2 separate regions of the Homo sapiens genome follow, and region 1 is linked to region 2. Evidence: read pairs that join two places in POLR2A ChIA-PET (ENCODE). Cell type or tissue: B cell. All regions are shown on one strand. Each heading gives the region's core, and the rest is flanking DNA. Links, peaks and the distances in the headings are about the cores only.

What was found. ChIA-PET counts read pairs that join two places held together with the same protein. Peaks named below come from ENCODE experiments on the same cell type or tissue, not always from the same donor. Only the 100,000 strongest peaks of a DNase experiment are listed, where the experiment ranks them.
Region 1: POLR2A ChIA-PET joins it to region 2 with 6 read pairs; 7 of 35 experiments call an interaction of 5 or more read pairs at or near these places.

The regions. Positions count from the first base shown.
Region 1 is chr15:44,548,171-44,557,090 of GRCh38, forward strand. EIF3J (eukaryotic translation initiation factor 3 subunit J) reads left to right here. Exons shown (of 8, transcript NM_003758.4): 3 at 2,706-2,760; 4 at 3,261-3,352; 5 at 6,383-6,497. Among named protein-coding and RNA genes, the nearest start is that of EIF3J, 15 kb to the left of the region's middle. In B cell, for the core only: a CTCF peak has its summit at 2,370; DNase peaks (open chromatin) are centred at 2,441 and 2,761; H3K27ac peaks cover 1,634 bases.
Region 2 is chr15:44,641,444-44,645,443 of GRCh38, forward strand. All of the region lies in intron 7 of SPG11 (SPG11 vesicle trafficking associated, spatacsin), which reads right to left. Among named protein-coding and RNA genes, the nearest start is that of SPG11, 20 kb to the right of the region's middle. RefSeq lists a silencer at 3,035-3,139. In B cell, for the core only: no CTCF peak of the experiment used is centred there; no DNase peak of the experiment used is centred there; H3K27ac peaks cover 1,198 bases.

The sequences.
Region 1 (8,920 bases), core at 1,070-5,069, 92 kb before region 2:
CAGCACTTTGGGAGGCTGAGGATCACCTGATGTCAGGAGTTCGAGACCAGCCTGGTCAACATGGAGAAACCCCGTCTCTACTAAAAATACAAAAATTAGCCCGGCATGATGGTGGACACCTGTAATCCCAGCTACTCCAGAGGCTGAGGCTGGAGAGTCACTTGAACCCAGGAGGCAGAGGTTGCAGTAAGCTGAGATCGCGCCATTGCACTCCAACCTGGGCGACAAGAGTGAAACTCCGTCTCAAAAAACAAGACCAAAAAAACCCAGTATGGTACCGTTATATGGAGAGACAGTAGACTAGTGGGATAGGATCAAAAGCCCAGAAATAGACCAAGTACATATGAAAATTTAGTATATGGTAAGTCACAAGGTATCTTAAAATGTTTTTTGCTGCAATAGAATGCAATAGACTGGGTATTGTATAAACAACAGATTTATTTCTTATGGTTATGGAGGCTGAGAAGTCCAGTATCAAGGTGCTGGCATCTGGCGAGGGCCTTCTTGCTCTATTATCCTGGGGCAGAAGGGCAAAAGAGCACAAAGGATTGCAGGAGGTGTCAGAACTCATCCTTTTATCAGATATCTACTCCTAATATAAAGGTATTAATAATTCATTCATGAGGGCTTTGCCTCTAATCATTTCTAAAAGACCCTACTTCTCAACACTGTTGGATTGGAGATTTCATCACATGAACTTTGGAGGACACATTCAAACCATAGCCCAGGGAAAAAAACCATTATTTATTAAAGGGTTTTTAATAAATGATGCTGTGACAACTGGGTAGCCATTTGGGAAAAAAATGAAATTAGATCCATGTTGCATATCATAACACAAGAAAAAAACTCCAAATCAGAGATCTAAATAAAAAAAAAAATGAAACCCTATACATTCTAGAAGAAATTGTGGGTGAATTCTTAGGTGTAAGAAAAGACTTTCTGGCTGGGCGAAGTGGCTCATGCCTGTACTCCCAGCACTTCGGGAGGCTGAGGTGGGCGGATCACCTGAGGTTGGGAGTTCGAGATCAGCCTGACCAACATGGACAAACCCCATCTCTACTAAAAATACAAAGTTAGCCAGGCATGGTGGTGCATGTCTAATCCCAGCTGCTTGGGAGGCTGAGGCAGGAGAATTGCTTGAACCCGGGAGGTGGAGGTTGTAGTGAGCCTAGATCATGCCATTGCACTCCAGCTTGGGCAACCAGAGCAAAACTCCAACTCAAAAACAAAACAAAACAAAACAAAACAACAAAAAAACAAGAAAAGACTTTCTAATTGACTTGAAATCCATCCAGAGGCAATGAAAGAAAAGACTGGGGCTAGGCACGGTGGCTCACGCCTGTAATTCCAGCACTTCGGGAAGCCGAGGCGGGCGGATCATGAGATCAGGAGTTCGAGACCAGTGTGACCAACATGGTGAAATCCTGTCTATACTAAAAATACAAAATTAGCCAGGCATGGTGGCATGTGCTGGTAATCCCAGCTACTCGGGAGGCTGAGGCAGGAGAATCACTTGAACCTGGGAGGCAGAGGTTGCAGTGAGCTGAGATCGTCCCTGTATTCCAGCCTGGGCGACAGAACGAGACTCCGTCTCAAAAAAAAAAAAAAAAAAAAAAAAAACCATTTCTACTAAAAATAAATGAGCCAGGCATGGTGGTGTATGCCTGTAATCCTAGTTACTGGGGAGGCTGAGGCAGGAGAATCGCTTGAACCTAGGAGGTGGAGGTTGCAGTGAGCTGAGATCGTGACATTGCACTCCAGCCTGGGCAAGAAACTCCGTCTCAAAAAAAAAAAAAAAGTCTGGTAAATTTTATTGCATAAATTTGTTGGGATGCATAGCAATTCATGGGGAAACAATAGAGGCATTTCCATCAAGAAAGCAAGGATGCCCATTACTTCTGCTGCTGTTCAACATTGCACTAGAGGTTTAGCTGGCCCAATTAGGTAAATCACTTGTGAGGGCCTAAGGATTGGTAGAGAAGTAAAGCTATCTTTTGTTTGCAGATAAGGTAGCATACCTGTAAAACCCTAGAGAAGCAACGATAAATCTAACTTAAGTGATAAATGAATTCAGTAAGGTAGCAGGATATTAACATATAAAAAAGCCAATAGTCATTTTTGTTTATTTGTTTTGAGACAGGGTTTTTATGATAGTGAGTTGCCTAGGATAGAGTGCAGTGGCACTATCATAGCTCACTGCAGCCTTAACCTCCTGGGCTCAAGTGATCTTCCCACCTTAGCCTCTCAAGTAGCTGAGACTACAGGCACATGCCACGTTGCCCAGTTAATTTTTTAATTTTTTTTTTTTTTGCAGAGACTGGGTCTTGCCGATAGGTTTTTATACACAAATAATAGCCACCTAGAGGACATAATAGGAAAACACCCTATTTATAATAGCAACATACAAGATGAAATACTTAGGAATAAATCTAAAGAGAAATGCGCAGAGCCTCTAATAGGGAAATCACTTTAAAACACTTCTGAAAGGTACAAAAATGTACTTGATCAAATGGAAAGACAGTTCTTATTCTTGGTTAGGGCAGCTCAGCATTATAAGATGTCAATTCCCCCTACATTAATTTATAAATTTAATGCAGTACAAAAAAATACCAACAAACATTTCTCTGGAGTTAGTCAAGTTGATAATAAAGTTCACATAGAAAAGCAAACATGCAAGAATTATTAATGGAAGTCCTTTTCTTTAGGATAACTGGGATGACGATGATGATGAAAAAAAAGAGGAAGCAGAAGTAAAACCAGGTGAGCCACTGGGGCGCCTCCATTTTTGTTTTTATGTCTTGCTGAGCATTTGTGACTTGTATTAAGACAAATGACAGAACGCTCACAAAATGGAACATTTTGGTATTTAGAAACCAAGTGTCCTTCCATTCCCACTTTATTCTGTTTTCCCTGCAACTTTTCTCTATCGCCTCAAAATATAATCAGATTAGATACTTGCTGTATTTCTGTATGAGTGCTTGTTAGTAGGAAAGGGTAGAGGTTCTGGCATTAATTATAGTTGAATGATCTAAGCCCTGCCTATAGGACGGTGGGGAAATATGAAGAGATATTTGGATCTTAGGGGTCACATTAGAGAGGAGAAGGAAGAGTCCCAGAAGTTTCCCATTATTTGTGAGAAAAATCACTGTTTGAAGCTGGGAAAGGTTTGGTCTCTTAATAGTATACAAGTATCATGTCTGTCTCATCCATAAACTGGAAAATACTCAGTATAACTGAATAAAACTTTTTTTTACTTTTAGAGGTAAAAATTTCAGAAAAGAAAAAAATAGCAGAGAAGATAAAAGAGAAAGAACGGCAACAGAAGAAAAGGCAAGAAGAAATTAAAAAGAGGGTAAATTCTGTTTTCTAAAATACAGAATTCTCACATCGGTAGTGGTATAGTTTCTAACAGGCTGCAAATATTACCTAGGAATTTGAAGGGCTCTGTGAAGACTGTAAATGGATACCATAAGATAGGTAAAATCCAAAACAAATTGATTTGTGGTTTTTGCAAAAACAGAACCCAGTTTTATATATGAGTGTCTTTTAAGTTTTCACAAACATTCAGGAATAGTCATGATAGTGCAGTGACTACAGTCAGTGATTTTTGCCAGTGCCTGTAGTTCATTCTAGTCAGCAGTATTAGTTTTTGTTGTTGTTTTTTGTTTTTTTTTTTTGGAGACGGAGTCTTGCTCTGTCGCTAGGCTGGAGTACAGTGGCACAATCTCGGCTCAGTGCAACCTCTGCCTCCCGAATTCAAGCCATTCCCCTGCCTCAGCCTCCTGAGTAGCTGGGACTACAGGAGCCACGGCGAGCTAATTTTTTGTATTTTAGTAGAGATAGGGTTTCACCATGTTGGCCAGGATGGTCTCAATCTCCTGACCTCGTGATCCACCCGCCTCGGCCTCCCAAAGTCCTGGGATTACAGGTGTGAGCCACCGCGTCTGGCCAGGATTAGTTTTTATTTGCAGTGTATATATTGAACATAATATAAAAATTGTTCATTTCTGTGCCATGTGCTATATAAATGTATTTGTTTTTGATTTTTTGGCACAGGATCAGAAATATATGCTTGTTTTTTTTTGTTTTTGTTTTTAGACAGAGTCTCACTCCGTTACCTAGGCTGGAGTGCAGTGGTGTGATTTTGGCTCACTGCAGCCTCCACTTCCCAGGTTCAAGCAATTGTCATGCCTCAGCATCCCAGGTTGGAATTACAGGCACACGCAACCATGCCTGGCTAATCTTTGTATTTTTAGTAGAGATGGGGTTTCGCCATGTTGGCCGGGCTGGTCTCAAACTCCTGACCTCAAGTGATCTGCCTGCTTCGACCTCCCAAAGTGCTGGGATTACAAGCATGAGCCACCACGTCCAGCCTATTTTCTATTTCTTTTCTTTTCTTTTTTTTTTTTTAGAGATGGAGTTTCACTCTAGTCGCCCAGGCGGGAGTGCAATGGCGTGATCTTGGCTCACTGCAACCTTCTCCCGGGTTCAAGTGATTCTCCTGCCTCAGTCTTCGAGTAGCTGGGACTGCAGGCATGTGCTACCATGCCCAGCTAATTTTGTATTATCAGTAGAGATGGCATTTCACCGTGTTGGCCAGGTTGGTCTCAAACTCCTGACCTCAGGTGATCCACCCGCCTTGGCCTCCCAGAGTGCTAGGATTATAGGCGTGAACCACTGTGCCTGGCCTATTTTCTATTTCAGAACACATTTACATGGTTCAAAAATTAAAACAGCCTGCGTGGTGGCTCATGCCTGTAATTGCAACGCTTTGGGAGGCTGAGGTGGGAGTATTGCTTGAGTCCATGGATTTGAGACCAGCCTGGACAACATAGGGAGACCCCGTCTCTACAAAAAATAGAAAAATAAGCTGGGCGTGGTGGTACATGCCTGTAGTATCAGCTGCTTGGGAGGCTAAGGTAGGAGAATCACTTGAGCCCAGGAAGTTGAGGCTGCAGTGAGCCATGACTGCGCCACTACACTCCAGCCTAGGTGACAGAGCAAGATCCTGCCTCAAAACAAAAAAAAAAAGAAGAAAACGGCCAGGCGTGGTGGCTCACGCCTGTAATCCTGGCACTTTGGGAGGCCGAGGCAGGCAGATCACAAGGTCAGGAGATCGAGACCATCCTGGCTAACACGGTGAAACCCCGTCTCTACTAAAAAATAGAAAAATTAGACGGGCGTGGTGGCGGGCGCCTGTAGTCCCAGCTACCTGGGAGGCTGAGGCAGGAGAATGGTGTGAACTCAGGAGGCGGAGCTTGCAGTGAGCGGAGATCGCACCACTGCACTCCAGCCCGGGCGACAGAGCGAGACTCCATCTCAAAAAAAAAAAAGAAAAAATAATTATATTCCAGTATAAAGAGAAGATAGATATACACTAAGCTGTCAACTGTCATGTCAGAGAAGTGGGTTTGGGAAACAAATGACATCTACTATTATATCTTTAAAATTTGTTATAGTGGTAATTTTATAATTATACAATATGATGAAAAGGGGAAATGTTTTGAACCATTCTGTTGGACATTTAGGTTGTCTGTAAATTTATTTGAAATTATGAATAATACTCTAATGTACATTCTTGGGCTTACATATTTGTGTGCATCTTATTTCTTAAGGTAAATACCTGGAAGTAGAATACTTGATTAAAGCATGTAAAAATATTATTTAAGACTTGATCCATATTACCAAGTTGCCCTAGAAAGGGTTTTCCAATATAGTTTTAGTAGCAGTGTATGAAAGTAATATTTTTACCTTGTCCACAGTCTCAATTCCTTTTTTTAAAAAAGGTTATAGAAGTAACCCCAGTCTTCCTGGGTACAAATCTGTCACGTTACCAGCTGTTACCTTCTATTTAGTTGTGGGCAGGTTGTTTCTTTGTGCCTCCATTGCTTATCTTTAAAATTGGGTTAAGGATACCTAAAGTGGACTGGGCGCAGTGGCTCACACCTGTAATCCCAACACTTTGGGAGGCTGAGATGGGCGGATCACTTGAGGCCAGGAGTTCAAGACCGGCCTGGCCAACATGGTGAAACCCCATCACTGCTAAAACTACAAAAATTAGCTGGATGTGGTGGTGCACGCCTGTAATCCCAGCTACTCGGGAGGCTGAGGTATGAGAATCACTTGAACCCAGGAGGCAGAGGTTACAATGAGCGAAGATCATGCCACTGTGCTCCAGCCTTGGTGGCAGAGTGAGGCTCTGTCTAAAAAAAAAAAAAAAAAAAAAAAAACTAAAGTGTTTAGAAGAATGCCTGAAACAGTAATTACCAGTGTTCACTTTTATTTGTTATTATATACGCTTATTTAAGAATTCGTACAATACAGAAAGGTACTGAGTGCATCATAATCCCTGTGCTTTTTAAAAACTTTTGTCTCATTTTAGTTAGAAGAACCCGAAGAACCTAAAGTGCTAACACCAGAAGAACAATTAGCAGATAAACTGCGGCTAAAGAAATTACAGGAAGAGTCAGACCTCGAATTAGCAAAGGAAACTTTTGGTAAGACGGGATTATGATTGCAATACAGTATTAAACTGTTACAGGTGAAGACCCAGAAAGTTCAGAAAACATCTCCTTTTCTTAAAAGAAACATACTGGCTAATGTAGATATTAGAAAGCAGTTTTTAATCTCTGTGTATATTTGAGATTTCATTACATGTTCAGATTTTTGAATAATTGTTTTGAGTAAAAGATTATTAAGATAAGTCATTTATAGCAATGCAAGAAGGGCAAAAAGGAGTAGACTCAGATGAAGTACACTACTGCATAGAATATTTTTATCAGCTGGATGAAATTTGCATGAAATGTGAGGTCTGTAGCTTTGAAATGGACTGTAGGGCTGTCCTGTTGTCTTAAGACTTAGACAGTAGGATGTTGCTCCAGGTGAGAGGCATGCAGCTTTTGCTGTGCCTTCTTGTGCTCAGTGTCATTTCCTTCTGCAACCCTTCTTTGCCCTTACCATGCCCTATCTTTAGAGGGCCTCCATTTCTTTGTGCGGTGTCTGCAGCTGTGGTTAGTGCGTGAGATAAAAGTGCAGGATCCTATAAATAGATAAATTCAGAGTGTTCCAGAGTAAGAGACATGGCTAGAGAAATAGTCAAAGCCCTCGCTTCATTTAACCAAGTTATCGTTACCTGTTGAGTACTTTTCAGAGTAGAAGATCATGTTGAAACAGTTAAATCACTGAAATTTATAACCAAGAAGGAAAGCTCTAGTTATTCTGATACCCCTCCCCCACTTTCATACTTTCTCTACTCTGAAACAGATCAACAGGCTGACTGTAGTGATTGTTTTCCTTTTCATGAGGAAGTATGACCTTATCTGTCAGTGGATCTGTACAAATACCAGGAGTTGATGTGAATGCTCCTGTGCACCATTGTATGCTTGGCAGGTCTTAACTGCACTCATCTAATTATAGAGAGCTCTTGGCTGTTAATATGTGTCTTCCTAGGATGGTAAAAGCTGCCCATGTGTTTATTAAAGAGGCAGGTTTATGAAGTGTGCATAAAGCCTAGCATGGGACACCTGTTATAGACTAAAAGGTAAAAACATGCATTCATATAGTCATTGTTAATAGGATTTTACTGTTGTGTTTCTCATACTAAAATACCACATGTAATATTGTTAATAACTAATCTACTTGACATGGAGGATACAGAAGCATACTTATCTTAGTGTAAAACTCATCTAGGCCAGATTTTTTTTTTTCTAACAGGGTCTGGCTCTGTCATCCAGGCTAGAGGACAGTGGCTGAGATCGGCTCACTGCAACCTCTGCCTCTGGGCTCAAGCCATCCTCCCACCTTAGCCTCCCAAGTAGCTGGGACTACAGGCGCATGCCACCACGCCTGGGTAATTTTTGTTTTTTGGGGCTTTTTTTGTAGATACAAGGTTTCACCATGCTGCCCAGGCTGTTGTTGAAGTCCTGAGCTCAAGTGATCTGCCGCCTTGGCCTCCTAAAGTGCTGGGATTACAGGCATGAGCCACCATGCACAGCCTAGGCCAGATTTCTTCTATTGGGATTTAACATGTTTACCCCCGCTTAGCTTCTGGAGTTAGACAAATACTTTCACAGGATCCATCTTTGTTTCTTATTCTTTTTGTTCCCTCTCTCCCCACTTTACTGTGGGGGTGTTCTTGGACAAGAACAGAGTATCCCTTTTGTAATGTAATATGTTGTGTTTTGTTTTTAGAGAAAGGTTCTTGCTCAGTCATCCAGTCTGGAATGCAGTGGCATGACCATAGCTCACTGCAGCCTCAAACTCCTGGGCTCAAGCAATCCTCCCACCTCAGCCTCCCGGGTAGCGAGGGCTACAGGTGAATATCACCACACCTGGCTAATTTTATTTATTTTTTTGAGACAGAGTCTCACTCTGTCACCCAGGCTGGAGTGCAGTGGTGCAGTCTCGGCTCATTGTAACCTCCGCCTCCTGGGTTGAAGTGATTCTCGTGCCTCAGCCTCCCAAGTAGCTGGGATTACAGATACATGCCACCACCATGCCTGGCTAATTTTTGTATTTTTGGTAGAGACAGGGTTTCACCATGTTGGCCAGGCTTGTCTCTCGGACTCCTGACCTCAGGTGATCGGCCTGCCTAGGCCTCCCAAAGTGTTGGGATTACGGGTGTTAGCCACTGCGTCTGGCCACACCTGGCTAATTAAAAAAATTTTTTTTGTAGAGATGAGGTCTTGCTGTGTTGCCCAGGCTGGTCTCAAACTCCTGGCCTCAAGCGATCCTTCCTCTTAGGCCTCCCAAACAAAACACTGGGATTACAGGTGTGAGCCACTGTGTCTGGCCTTGATATATTGTTTTTAAATGAATAAAATACTTATTTATAAAGAAAACCTGTTATATATAAATAGATGTCAAAATACTAAAATGACAAATTTGTGATACAGAATTATATGCTTCCTTATCGATGCAT
Region 2 (4,000 bases), core at 1-4,000:
ATCCACCACACAAACAACAAAGAATTGGTATCTAGAGAATATCCAACACTATAAACCAATAAGAAAAAGAAAAATACCCGAAAAGAAAAATAGGCAAAAAACTTGAACGGTTACTTATGAAAGAAAAAAAATCCAAATATCTTACACACACACACACACACACACACACACACACACACACACACACACAAAACCTTAATCAGGGAAATGCAAATGAAAATCCATCATACCATCATACTGGAAAAAACGTTATAAATTAAGTGCTGGCAAGAACATCAAGAACATGCAACAATGAGAAACCATACACTGCTGGTGAGAGCATAAACTGATAAAACAATCTTGGAAAACTAGAGTATTATCAATAAAATTAAACATGTGCATGCCGTATGATCAAGCAATTCTGCTTTCACCCTAGAGACGCTCTTGCCCATGTGCTGCAGCAGATACATGAGAAACTTTACAGCAACACTGCTTAACAGAAAAAAAAAAAAAAAAAAAAAAGGAAACAACTTAAAGCTAGATAAAGACATATTATACAGTGGGATACGATACAGAGGTGAAACTGAATGAACTATAGTTATATACATTAAACATGGATGAATCAAAAAAATCATGTTGAGTCTCAAAAAATATATATACACTGCCAGGCATGGTGGCTCACACCTGTAATCCCAGCACTTTGGGAGGCTGAGGCAGGAGGATCACCTGAGGTCAGAGTTCGAGACCAGTCTGGCAAATATCGTGAAACCCCATCTCTACTAAAATACAAAAAGTTGCCAGGTGTGGTGGCACGTGTCTGTAATCCCAGCTACTCAGGAGGCTGAGGCAGGAGAATCACTTGAACCCAGAAGGCAGAGGTTGCAGTAAGCTGAGATAGCTCCACTGCACTCCAGCCTGGGTGACAGAGTAAGACTCCATCTCAAAAAAAAAAAAAAGAAAAAAAAAAGAAAGAAAGGAAAGAAAAGAAAAAAAAATATGTAAAATATATAATTATATATATACACACACACACATACACAGTGGTTCCATTTTATGCAAAATTCAACATTAGCTACAACTAAATAGCATTATTTGGGGATACATTTATATGCAGAAAAATAAAGAAAATCATGAGAATGGTTAAAAATTTCAGAATGGCTGGGCATGGTGGCTTATGCCTGTAATCCCAGTGCTTTAAGAGACCAAAGCAGGAAGATTGTTTGAGGCCAAGAATTCGACACTCACCTGGGAAACAAAGCAAGATTCCACCTCTACAAAAAAAAAAAAAATAATAAAAATTATCTGGGTGCAGTTGTATATACCTATAGTCCCAGCTACTTGGGAGGCTGAGGCAGGAGGATCACTTGAGCCCAGGAATTCAAGGTTACAGTGAACTATGATCACACTACTGCACTCCAACCTGGGTGACAGAGCAAGACCCTGTCTCATTAACAAATAAATAAATAAAATTTCAGAAGAGTGGTTAATTCTGAGGCCAGGCAAGGTAAGGGAATAGGATCAGGGCAGGGCATACACATTCAAAGATATCCATGATATTCTATTTCTTGCCTTGATGGTGGATACAAGAATATTTGTTTTACTATTGTTATCACTTAAAATATATATTACTCATTCATTTTTATGTAGGAGGAGACCAGGGCCAAAGCAATGTTGTATATACAATGCAATACTAATTAAATTCACACAGAGACATGTGCACTGTTTAAGGGGAGAGGCACTGTGTGAATTAAAATCCTGGTGCTACCACCTATGCCCATGTATAGCTGAGTTAGATTTCCTAACCTCTTTGTGCTTCAGCTTCCTGATCTATAAAATGGGGCTAACAGTATTAATAATAAGAAAATTAATGAGATAACACTTGTCTATTATTAACATAGAAAAAATAACTATAAGGAAATAACACCCAAATAGTAAACATGATTACTTCTGGATGGTAGATTTACAGAAGACTTAATTATTTTTCTTACAATGATATTTTAGAGTATATAAAAATAAGTTTTTCAACAAATGGTGCAAGGACAACTGAAGATCCACAAAGAATGCAAAAGAATGAAGTTGGCTTCCTCCTTCATGCCATATAAGAAATTGAACTTAACGTGCATAATAAACCTAACTGTAAGAGCTAAAACTATAAAAGTCTTGTAAGAATAAATCTGCACAATCTCAGATTAGGCAATGCTTTCTCAGATTCAACACCAAAAGCAAAAATGACCCCCTCATCCCCCCAAAAAAGATACATTGACTTCATAAGACTAAAACACTTTTGCGTTTCAAAGGACACCATCGAGAAGGTGAAAAGCCAAAAAAACTGAGGAGGAACTCCTCCCCAACTCATTCTATGAGGCCAGCATCATTCTGATACCAAAACCTGGCAGAGACGCAATGAAAAGAGAAAACCAGGCCAATATCCTTAATGAATATAGATATAAAAATTCTCTGGCTGGGAGTGGTGGCTCACGCCTGTAATCCCAGCACTTTGGGAGGCTGAGGCAGGCCGATCAAGAGGTCAGGAGTTTGAGACCATCCTGGCTAACACGGTGAAACCCTGTCTCTACTAAAAATACAAAAAAAAAATTAGCCGGGTGTGGTGGTGGGCACCTGTAGTCCCAGCTACTCAGGAGGCTGAGGCAGGAGAATGGCGTGAACCCAGGAGGTGGAGCTTGCAGTGAGCCGAGATCGCGCCACTGCACTCCAGCCTGGGCAACAGAGCAAGACTCCATCTCAAAAAAAAAAAAAAAAATTCTCCACAAAGTACTAGTGAACTGAATCCAGCAATACATCAAAAAGCGAATCCAACAGAATCAAGTAGGCTTTATCCCTGGCATGCAAGACTGGTTCAACATATGCAATCAATAAATGTGATTCATCATATAAACAGAAGTAAAAACAAAAACCATTGCTTGCTCCTCAAGTAGTACTCCCTTCAACATCCCTTCATGTTAAAAACCCTCAACAAACTAGGCATTGAAGAAACATATCTCAAAATATCAAGAGCCATTTATGAAAAACCCATAGCCAACATCATACTGAATGGGCAAAAGCTGGAAGCACTCTCTGTGAGAACCATAACAAGACAAAAATGTCTACTCTCACCACTCCTATTCAACATAGTACTGGATGTCCTAACCAGAAAAATCAGGCAAGAGAAAGAAATAAAAGGCATCCAAATAGGAAGAGAGGAAGTAAAACTATCTCTGTTTGCAGCTGACATGATTCTATACCTAGAACACCCCATAGTCTCTGTTCAAAAGCTCCTGGATCTGATAAACAACTTTGGCAAAGTTTCAGGATACAAAATCAATGTAAAAAAAAAGTCAGCAGCATTTCTATACACCAACAACATTCAAGCTGGGAGCCTAATAAAGAATGCAATCCCATTCACAAAAGTCACAGAAAGAATAAAATACCTAGAAATACAGTTAGAGAGATGAAAGATCTCTGCAATGAGAATTACAGAACAATGCTGAAAGAAATCAGAGATGACACAAACAAATGGAAAAACATCCCATGCTCATGGAGGAAGAATCAATATTGTTAAAATGGTCATACTGACCAAAGCAATTTACATATTCAATGCTATTCCTATCAAACTACCAATGACATTCTTCACAGAATTAGAAATAACTATTTTAAAATTCATATGGATCCAAAAAAGATCCTGAATAGCCAAAGCGATCCTATGCAAAAAGAACAAAGCTGGAGACATCATCACTTCTCGGCCTTTTGTCTAAGACCAATTGTAGCTGCAGACTTCACATCACCTGACTTCAAACTATACTACAAGGCTACAATAACCAAAACAGCATAGTACTGGTACAAAAGCAGACACATAGACCAATAGAACAGAACAGAGAGCCCAGAAATAAAGCCACACACCTACAGCCATCTGGTTTTCCACAAAGTTGACAAAAACAAACAATGGGCAAAGAACTCCCTATTCAATTAATGTGCTGGGATAAAAGGCTAGCCATATGCAGATGATTGAAACTGAACCCCTTTC